2 separate regions of the Mus musculus genome follow, and region 1 is linked to region 2. The links are chromatin loops, found by intact Hi-C in ENCODE. Cell type or tissue: gastrocnemius. All regions are shown on one strand. Links, peaks and the distances in the headings refer to the core of each region. The heading gives the core; the rest is flanking DNA. Region 1 has its middle 88 kb from the start of Mbnl1. Region 2 has its middle 38 kb from the start of Mbnl1.

The links. Hi-C counts contacts between places; a loop is a spot of excess contacts. Peaks named below come from ENCODE experiments on the same cell type or tissue, not always from the same donor. Only the 100,000 strongest peaks of a DNase experiment are listed, where the experiment ranks them.
Region 1: a loop joins it to region 2, with 2.7 times the contacts of the local background. A loop is called at or near these places in 4 of 42 quality-filtered maps.

Annotation. Positions count from the first base shown.
Region 1 is chr3:60,410,147-60,415,541 of GRCm38, reverse strand. No RefSeq gene overlaps it. Among named protein-coding and RNA genes, the nearest start is that of Mbnl1, 88 kb to the left of the region's middle. In gastrocnemius, for the core only: no CTCF peak of the experiment used is centred there; no DNase peak of the experiment used is centred there; H3K27ac peaks cover 263 bases.
Region 2 is chr3:60,460,166-60,465,560 of GRCm38, reverse strand. No RefSeq gene overlaps it. Among named protein-coding and RNA genes, the nearest start is that of Mbnl1, 38 kb to the left of the region's middle. In gastrocnemius, for the core only: no CTCF peak of the experiment used is centred there; no DNase peak of the experiment used is centred there; H3K27ac peaks cover 425 bases.

The DNA of each region.
Region 1 (5,395 bases), core at 72-5,071, 50 kb after region 2:
TACCACATTTTCTGTATCCATTCCTCTGTTAAGGGACATCTGGGTTCTTTCCAGCTTCTGGATATTATAAATAAGGATGCTATGAACATAGTGGAGCATGTGTCCATATTACAGGTTGGAGCATCTTCTGGGTATATGCCAGCAGTGGTATTTCTCTATCTTCTGGTTGAACTATGTCCAATTTTCTGAGGAATCCTCAAACTGATTTCCAGAGTGGTTGTACCAGCTTGCAATTCCACCAGCAATTGAAGAGTGTTCCTCTTTCTCCACATCCTCGCCAGCATCTGCTGTCACCTGAATTTTTGATCTTAGCCATTCTGACTGGTGTGAGGTGGAATCTCAGGGTCATTTTGATTTGCATTTCACTGATGATTAAGGATGTTAAACATTTCTTTAGGTGCTTCTCAGCCATTTGGAATTCCTCGGTTGAGAATTCTTTGTTTAGCTCTGTACCCCATTTTAAAATAGGTTTGTTTGGTTTTCTGGAGTCCAACTTCTTGAGTTCTTTACATATATTGGATATTAGCCCTGTAAAGGAGAATCTTATGAGAAGGAACAAGAAACACATACAGACACAGAGACCCAGTTCATTTTCATATTCCAGAATGCCATAAAAACACTAAACAGGAAGTTATATCTATGGAAAGGACCTGTAAGGTAAAAAGAAAAGAAAAATGTAAATAAAATAAAAATTAAAAAATAATCAGATAAAATTAGAATAAACAGTCAGGAAGAGTCCTGATGATATTATGATGCAAGGAAACTCCAATCTGCAATTGAGTTTTCTGTTGCCTCTCTACTGCTTAAGAATAGTTTGTTTTCTTAGTGAGACTCCCCTGGAAGAAACTAAATTTTCATTTTCAAGTGGCTATCAATTGGCGATTGCTTCTTGGTTAGGGAGGACAGCCTGTGTCCTCTGTTTTCTGCACTGGGAATCTACATGTGGTGGACCCTTGCAGACCTGTGCGCACTGCCTCAGTTTCTGTGAGCTCTTGCACATGTGCATTGATCATATTGATTGAGAAGGTCTGTTTGCTTGGTGTCCCCCACTCCCTCTGGCTCTTACATTCTTTCTACCTCTTCTTCCTTGGGGTTCCCTGAGTGCTGAAAGCCTCAACATTCTTAGAAAGGTCCTCTGATTCATGTCAGTAGCAGAGAGAAACACCATACACATTATATCCTCAGTAAAACTCACTAATCTTTTTACCTAATAAGTACTTGTAGTTTTAACTTTTCAAAATTGTGTGTTGTATGTTGGAGGAGACCTAGGAAACTTTGAGTAACCTTAAAACTTTATTAAAAATGAAGCACAAGCTATGTGGTGGTGGCCATGCCTTTTATACCAGAGGCAGGTGAGTCTCTGAATTTGGGGCCAGCCTGGTTCAGGGATACATTGAGAAACCCTCTTTAGGAAACAAAACAAAACAAAACAAAAACAAACAAAAAAGAAGCACAAACTACTCTAGTAGAGAAAAAGTAGTGTTTAGCTTGCCAGGGACTTGGGAACAGGTTTCTGAGGGCATTATCTTCAACACCAGAGCACACAGGATGAGGATGTGGGTACAGCACCGACAGACACGTGTCATTGACAAGCTGGTTTAGAAACAACACAGCAGTTGGTGTGTTTGAGGCAGACTCAGACTGCCGAGCATTTACAGAGCTGAATGTGGACTGAAGAGGCAGTTTGAAGCCACATCTTAAAGGACTTTTTAGACCAGTAGAATAGATTATTTTAGGTCTGTTCCAGTAGTCTAGCAGGTCAGCAGAAAGATTTAAGATGCTAAATGTGTATAGCAGAATATCATTAGAAATAATTTCATTCACTTTTGTTTCCAGATGTATTTGGTTCTATCCTAGGGCTCTGGCCTATCCAACCTTTGGTTCCTTGCCATCTAGGCAGTGTGAGGCATGGGCTCCCTCTCAGGGCATGGGTTTAAAGCTGGACCAATCATTGGTTGGCCACTCACACAAGTTCTAAGCCACTTTTCCCCAAGCACATCTTATAGGTAGGACAAATTGTAAGTCAAAGGTTTTGCATCTGGGTTGATGTCCCAGTCCCATCCTGGAAGCCTAGTCTGGGTACAGAAAATGACTAGCTCATATTTAGATTCTATCTCTCCAATTACTAGTTTTCACTAGAGTCATCCTCATAGATTTTAGGGAGTTTCCATTGCACTAGATTTCTACATCGACCTTGCATTTCAGTCATCTCCCCCAGTACTCTCTCCCTCTATCCCTACACACCCCAAAAGTCAATGGAATAATTACTAATGATATTCTGATATATTCGTAGACTGAAACTTAAGATAATTGTCACCACAGAGGCTACATCCAGCAACTGATAGGAGCAGATGTAGAAACCTGCAGTCAAACATTAGGTGGACCTCAGGAGTCCTGCAGGAATGGAGGAGGAAGATTGTTGGAGCCAGATGGCTAGAAGATACCACAAGAAAATGGATCACATAACCAACCAAGCAGGGCTAATAGATGCTCACAGAGACTGAAGCAGCAACCAAGGATCCTATATAGGTCTTCATTAGGTTCTCCTCATATGTGCTATGGTTGGATAACTTGGTGTTCTTGTAGAACTGGAATGCCCAGTATTTCAAGAGCTGAACAAGAACTGAAGATGTAATTTGAAGCCACATCTTAAAAGCTTTTTAGACCAGGTGGAATATATTATTTTAGGTCTATTCTAGTGGTCTTAACAAGCTACCTATACCCCAATACTCCTAATAGTGGGAGTAGGTGTTGTCTCTGAGTTTTGGGCCTGCTTTTGGGACCCCTTTTCTCCTACTGGATTGCCTTGTCCAGCCTTTATTTGAGGGTGTAAGGCCTAGACTTACTGTAACATGTTATGCCCTAGTTCATTGATATCCCTGCGAGGCCTGCCCTGTTCTGAATGGAAACAGAGAAGAGTGTATCTGGTAGAGAGAGGACATGAGGGGAGGGTTGGGAGGAGTAGAAGGAGGGAAAACTGCATTCAGGATGTAATATATGAGAAATGAATGCAAAATGTGATAATGTATTCCAATCTAGGCCAGAATATAAACAATGTAAAACTATCTCATAAATTTCAAAACTTTTCTGAAATGGCAGCTGCTTGTATCCTGAGTCAGTGCTCTGTCATCTCACCAACAGTTCTGTGAACACTTGGTGCCAAGTCCTATCTGTTTTGTTCATTGTCTCTTTTAATTTTGTTTGCCTCTCTTACTCATGGCTGTAGATGAACCCTACTTAATGGTTCTCAACTAAACTTTGGAGACAGATATTGAGCACTTGGCTTCTAGCTTTGTTCCTTTTACTAATAAATTCCTTGCAGTGTTGTTGTTTTTAAGTCACATCAAAGAATAAACCAAATACATCGAACACATTATCCAACTTGACTTAACAAGGACCCATTTTCTACTATAATAATTTGTTAATATAGTTGTACATGTATGCACAAACTCAGGTACCACAGTGGTCCTGTGAAACACAAATTTCTCCATAATATTATGATCACCACAGAAAGTCAGAGCAGAGACTTCCTAAGTCAACACCCTCACTGAACACTTCATCACGAGTATTTCATAAGTGGCACAGTTGGTTCCTTCCCTTTATGTAGGACAGAGAGCAGACACAGCCCCAGGGGATAAATGTCCTTATGCCATCTACCTAGTTCAAGGTAGAAGTTGTAAAATGTCCAGTAGGCCATATTTTATTTAAACTGGATCATGTAAATTAACATGCTGCTTCTGTTGAAATTGCAGAAGACTTGTCCATGAAGGATCAATAATTTAGGTGTCATGTAGGAGAAGGGCAGATACTTTAAAAGGTATCTCTTTCTCTTTCTGCAGCTCTGTCAACATCTAACTTGTAATACAATTCTGGGGCTAATGAGACAAAGGAGAAGGATGAGAGTCAGTACAGGAAGATGCCTGGGATCGTCTTCTTTCATTCCAATAAGAAAAGATTTTCAGATGATTAATATTTTTTTTTTTGCTCATGATAGCAAGAGAATATTTCTTGAATACTTATATGTATAGGAGAGGGGGAACTGGGTATAATATCAATTTCCTAGATTGGGAAATAACTCCTACCTAAAATCTCTTATTTCCTCCTCCACTACTCAGTCACTCTTAGGCTCAGAAGACAGCAGAGAGAATCAACAGATAGTCATCATTATAGAAATCCAAAGACATAAATTAAGTTGGGGAAGATAGAGAAATCTAGAGATCTAGAGAAAAATGTAGAGGAAAACACTTTCATGAAAAGTAAGATAGAGTAAGAATGCCTAAAGAGAGAAGATGTTAACAAGTAATGTAAACAAGAGTTTCTACCTTTTTAAGCGTTTGAAGACACCAGGAAGTAAGTATCCCTGCCTAGAGCTCTATAAGACATCAAAGAATGTGCAGGAGAAATCACCAAATCTATAAAGCAGCCATGTACTTCCTTTTATAATTTACTAGGATTCACATTAGGCACCCAATCCAGTATCACAGGGAAATCAGCAGGCTAAGGAATCTCCTTCATGAATTAAAAAAAAACATATTTGATTCTGCTGAGTCTAAAGGAATTACATTTGCCTATAGTGTTGCATATAAATTTAGGCAATGGTGCCTAAACCAGTGGTTCTCAACCTTCCTAATGCCGTGACCCTTTAATACAGTTCCTCATGTCGTGGAACTATAAAGCTGTTTTGTTGCTCCTTCATAAGTGTTGCTACTGTTGGAATGTAAATATCTGATATGCAGGATATCCGATACACAACCCACAACATGGTTACAACCATTGAGAAGCACTGGCTTAAATCTAGTCTGCAAACAAATAAGCAGCTCAGAATTAGAAGACACCAAAGGTGATCACTTCACAACATTGCATTGTGTACCTTTAATTAACATGCAACCCATGAAATATGGAATTTACATAACATTTGCGTTGCTATGGCCATTGGTAGCTCCCCTAGACAGTCTGAAAAGGACCCAATGTATGAGGCAAGATGGACTTGAATGTGGGAGGGCACTGGGGAAAGGTGAACAACATACCGGTTAAGCTACCCAATGAGGGTTCTTTAAAATCAATCTTTCTACATTAAAGATATTTGGAGATTGGAACCTTGACCGTAGACATTGTTCTCAAAGGAAGCAGGTTTCTTCCAAAGAAAGAAATTCTGCATGCATATTTTGACAAGATCTTTTATATTTGAGTTTAAATAATAATAAAAAAATCCTCTTCAGGCAGATTTGGAAAGTAATTTTAGAATGGCTTAATTTTCTTTTTATTAACAAAAACACAGACATAATTTGATTCATATTCCAGTTATGTTCTCTTGGCCACAATGTAGACTGAACATTATAATTTAAAAAGAAATTAAGATGATCCCTCAAAGTTTTCATAGTCATACTTGAAAACC
Region 2 (5,395 bases), core at 230-5,229:
GGAGATTTCAGTTAAAGTAAAAGATACTCTCAGTTGTAACCACTAGTTCTTTCCTAAGTGCAATTACATGGGATTCTAAAAGTTCCAAGGCAGCACTGTTTTGGATGCTATCTGCACAGCTAAGTGGTGAGGTGTGTTCCTCTGGTTCACAGATTTTAATTTGAACTTGCTAAGGAAATGCTTTAACATTTTAACGTTTATATATTTCCTTTGCTTTTATTAAGTGAATGCCTCGAAAAGGAAGGCTTGGCCTGATATTCTCAATCATCTCTGACCTCCTATTTTATTTATATACTGTAAATCAGAAGTTTAGTACAGTGAGATGCTCAAAGGACTGGGAAGCTACCAGAAATAGAGAGCAGAGAGAAGATGTAACCTGATACTTATGCTGCAAGCATTGTCCAAAACTAATTTAAGACATAAAATTGGACAAAATTCTATTCTACTTTGTCAACTTGTTTTTAAATTTTTTATTATAATAAAGATTTTAAAAAATTAAATCTGTTTGAAGTAATATTAAAGATTTATAGTCATTCGTCTACTTTATTTTTATGTGCAATTTTGTAAGGAGTAATAAAAATCAAATCAATGGGTATAAAATCCATGAATAGTCTTTGTGCCCTTTACCATCCTGTTCTTTGGGCCAGATGCTGACTCTCCATTCCTTGCCAGGATGCCTTATTCTCTTCCTTCTGGCTGACATTGACCATTAGAAACATGAGCATTGGGTGCAGTTGAATTTTGAGTACCTGTATCTTCATATTTCTGCTAGTGAATATATTCAAAAGTGATTAGATTTGTCCACCAGTCCCCGGTTTGTTTCTATTCCTTACTATGACTCTGTCTAGGTTCCCACAGCACGGAACTTTCTTGATGTTCATGGTTGAGATGGGACTGACTGTCTACCCAGGCAACCTTCCAAGTGCTCTGTCAAGCCTTGTGGACTACTCATGCCAATAACTCTAGGTTCCTTCTCTGAATACCTGAACTTGTTACTTTTAAGAGCACTACTTCAAGGAGACCTCATTCAGGGTGAATAGTTACATTGGGATGCAATCAAATTGCAGTTTAACTTAACACATCAGAAAGTATACAGTTTCGCGGAAATGCAAAGGTGCAAGGTTAGGGAGGTACGCTAAGTAAGTGGGAAACAATCACTTAACTAAGTAAATAAATAAGTAAGAGTATGTGGATATTTGGAAGGGACGATTAAGGTGAAAAGTATATGCAGTCAGAGAAAAGGTGTAATATTCACCATGTGATATGAAGCATGCTATTTTGGTCATATCAACTCACAGACTGGGAAAAGTATTGGCAAACGAGTACTGCAGATATAAGCAAGAGTACCTATGTACGATGCAATGGAAAGGGCTTAGAGCATCCTCTGAAAACAACAGAAGAAATCCAAACATGAACGCAGAACTCAGGATTGCATCCATGCTTAGCAAACAGGCTCTAGTTTCGTTCCACACCCCAAGAAAACATAAGGTGACGGAAAGAAAGAACTCCCAGTGTGTTAGCTATGGGCATCTGCACCGTTCAAGCCCATTACTGCTTGTTCCTTGCAGAATCTCTGAGATATTTCTCGGAGAAGCAAGTCCTTGCTGGATATGTGCTAAGGGATGGTGCTTCTAGAACTTCTTAGCATTGCTGAAAACATGTGATTACTGTCTGCAAATGGATTAAATACTTTCCCTTTGTGAAACCTTTGACTGGTTCAACAACAATTGTATGATTCATGCCAACAAGAAAGATACAGTACTAGAAATCCATGCTCTTCTATTAGGAAACTCTGAGGAGCCATGGCAACAGGAGAACCAGGAAGAGAAAGAAGATTTGAAAATGAACTTTAAATAAACAGGTGACACGAATAACAACAAAGTATTTTATTTAAGCTAATAGTCTAACAGTGTAATGATATTTAACAATAATATAAAAATGTAATAATAGGTAGAAATACACAAAATCATGTTATTTCCACCTTTAAATATAAATTTAAACCACTTAAAATGATACCCAATGAAAACTTCAATATTCAGTCACACCAGCCTCATTTCAGTTGCCCAGTAGCATCAGGCAGCATTATTCTGCACTGTCATTTCTAGAGTATAACAGGAATCAGCTGGGAAAAGATGCAGGACAAATTTTGTTCCAGTGAAAGGATGCTAGGAGCTACAGCATCCTTAAAGGTTTGGGTTCCTTACTCGGGTTAGCAATGATGTCATTCCCTAGACTCCTGTTGTACACTTAAGGTTTTTATGGGCAACAAAGCTCACGCATTTAGAGAAGGGTAACCAGGAATCTCATCTTACATCCTCTATTGTTTTCTTTCTGACATGCTGCATGTTGCACCCACCATATCACTGAGCTACACCCCAGCTGGGCAATCTCATGCTGAGTAGGGGTCTCTCAATACCTTCTTTCTTTTGTCCATGTCAAGACTTGGAACATTCCTATCACTGGTATGTTATATGTAAATATATTAATTATTCATCCAAAAATTGCTGACCCAACCTGGATCCTCATCATTGTAGGATATCAAAAATTATGTTTGTATAATAGGACCATTAAATTAAAAATGCAAATAATATCCCTTTTAGTCTTATAACATATATAATATAAATATTATACATTAAAATAGCTTTCAATTTTTAATTTGGTATACTTAAATGTCTTTAAATTAAATTTTCTGATTGACACTTCATTTTTTATTTTTGTAAATATAAAATATTTTAAGAATGTAATATTTTTTATTCTGGAAATTTTGTTAAATTTTAATCAAATGCATATATAAATTCTAAGTCCTAGAATTGCTTTAGGAAATGAATTATACTTTAAAAAATTCAAATTTTTCTTCCCCACTTCTTTGCTAAGAACCACTTTTTTCCATAAAGGCATTTCAAATAACTGAGCAGATTTTTAGATAGTAAGTAAAATATTCCCCTCCTGCCAGCTGGATGAAGAGAGGTTTGCTATTTCTATAGTAAAACAACGACAAAAACCCTCATATGTATGCATAACAAATAATATACACAACACAGTAAGTAGTACGTACTGCAGACTAGGGATCAGGTCAAGAAAAAATAGGACCCAAAGGGAAGAGGTAGAAAATATTACTCTTACACTGAGAGGCTTATGCAATAGCCCTTAGTGGCAGCCACAGCAAGCCAGAGCCACAGTGAAATGTTGAGCTGCTTTCATAATCAGAGTTCCAGGACACAGAGGTGCCATTAGTGTGTGTGCATTTCCCATTAGTGTGTGCAATGCCATTAGTGTTAGAAGCTCTCATAGCATGATACATTAGCTTTAAGCGATTGCTTTTGTTTGTTTATTTGGAGCTGCGGTGAAATTTGCATTTGGAAAAAGGCAGATTCGCAGTAACACATTCTAAAATGATGTAGTATTTCTAAGTGGGGAAGTAGTTCTATGTTTATTGAAGGCAGATGTCTTTCTCAATTGTATTAACTATTTTTGACATTTGAGGACCAATTCTGACAGTAGCTGGTAAATATAGTCTACCATCTGGCCACTACAGACAGCCTTTGGACAGTCATTTTGACATACTGAAGAGCTTTACAATGTACTATTTTGTTGTAAAACATGAAGAAATGGAAGCTTAATGCATCCGTTTCTTCCCCAAAGCCAATTGCCAGCAGTCATACAGCTTTTAAAAAGCTTCTGAGACACCACTTCTGTTCTATAGTGACTGAAACTTCGCAAACTTATCAAAGCTTTAATTTATGGCACACGCCAAAGAACGTGATCCATCATTCTACACCCAACTAACTCAGAGGCTTCTGCAGTTTGCTTTTTTAACTGTCAGGATAATGTACTATGCCCTGTGGAAACCCATTTATGAAAGAATGTATGTGCAAATGCATAAATGTATACACAAGCAGTATACGTATATAAATATGTGTATCAAGCCATTTATTATATGTATACATCTATATTTAATCTATTTAGCTATATTATGTTTGGGAGCTGTAGAAAGAGATCATTATCAAACTTTGGAAATCCAAAGACAAACCTGTGAAGGCTAAAATTTATTGTTTATTTCAATTATCTGGGTATAATTACTACTCTATCTGGATATATATTCTTCCAGACACATCTATATTTATATCATCTATATCTGTATCTATACCTATCTATATGTCACCTAGATTAAAATTTTAAATTTGAGGTTTTTATTATTTTCTTTATTATATTATAGCAGAATCCTATGAACTGACTTCCTATTTTTTTGTTATTTATAGAGTGGAACACATAATATCTAAGGAGAGGGAAGTTTGGAAATAATTCAAATTCTTTTCATAGGGTAGGGTTTTAGCTCAGGTAGAGCATCTGTCTGTCACATACACAAGTCTGATTTTAATTCCAAGTACCAGACAACATTTTTCCCAACCACTTTAAACATTGAAATAGTAATATGTATTCCTTTATAGAACATCCCATAAAATGTATTCAGATTTTAATGTATACATATATGTTATTTATAATATATACATATATTATTTATAATAGACATATATGTTTTTATTATGTGTGTGTGTGTGTGTGTGTGTGTGTGTGTGTGTGTGTGTGTGTGTGTGTGTATTTGTGTGAGTGTGTGTGTGTTCTGCCAGTTGGATGATGGTATGTTTGTTATTTCTTCTCTTTTATTCTTTTTATTTTTGAAGGTCTTAAGTTTTTAAAAATTTTTTTATGTGAAAGGTTAACATGATTAATTTCACTGGGTGATACAGTCTTGAATAATCAATCCAAGATCTTTTAGCCCAACTTACTGAAGCCCATGTCCTCTGTATATTGCCAGAAACAATGACAGCACAAGTTCAGACCTTACCCCCAGATCAGACCATGGAGGTTGGAGTAGACATATCATGATCAAAAACCCTTGGCAAACATCTTTGTTTTGATTCCAGAAAAAGATGGTGGTGAGCCCATTTGCCTTCAGATGTCCAATAAGGAAAAAAGTTGTTATTTCTATATTAGAAGACACAAGAAAATAAACAAAATGATATGTATGCACTGCACACAGTGTGCACAATGCAGGAACATGTGCCACAAAGTGGGGATCAAATCAAGGAATGCAGTGTCTAGGAAGCAGTGTTACACACAGAGGGTCATGTTATAGCCCTTGGTGGCAGTCATAGCAAGTCAGAGCCACTGTTCTCTTTCTCTATCTTTCTCTGTGTGTCTGTGTCTGTGTCTGTGTCTGTCTCTCTCTCCCTGTCACACACATGCACAAGCACACACACACACACACACACACACACACACACACACACTAAGGCTATATAATGATGATTTGGACATGATTTTATGATTTGAAAGACCTTTATAAAAACTGTGACTCACAAGCGTAGAGCTACTGATTTAATATTTTAACAAG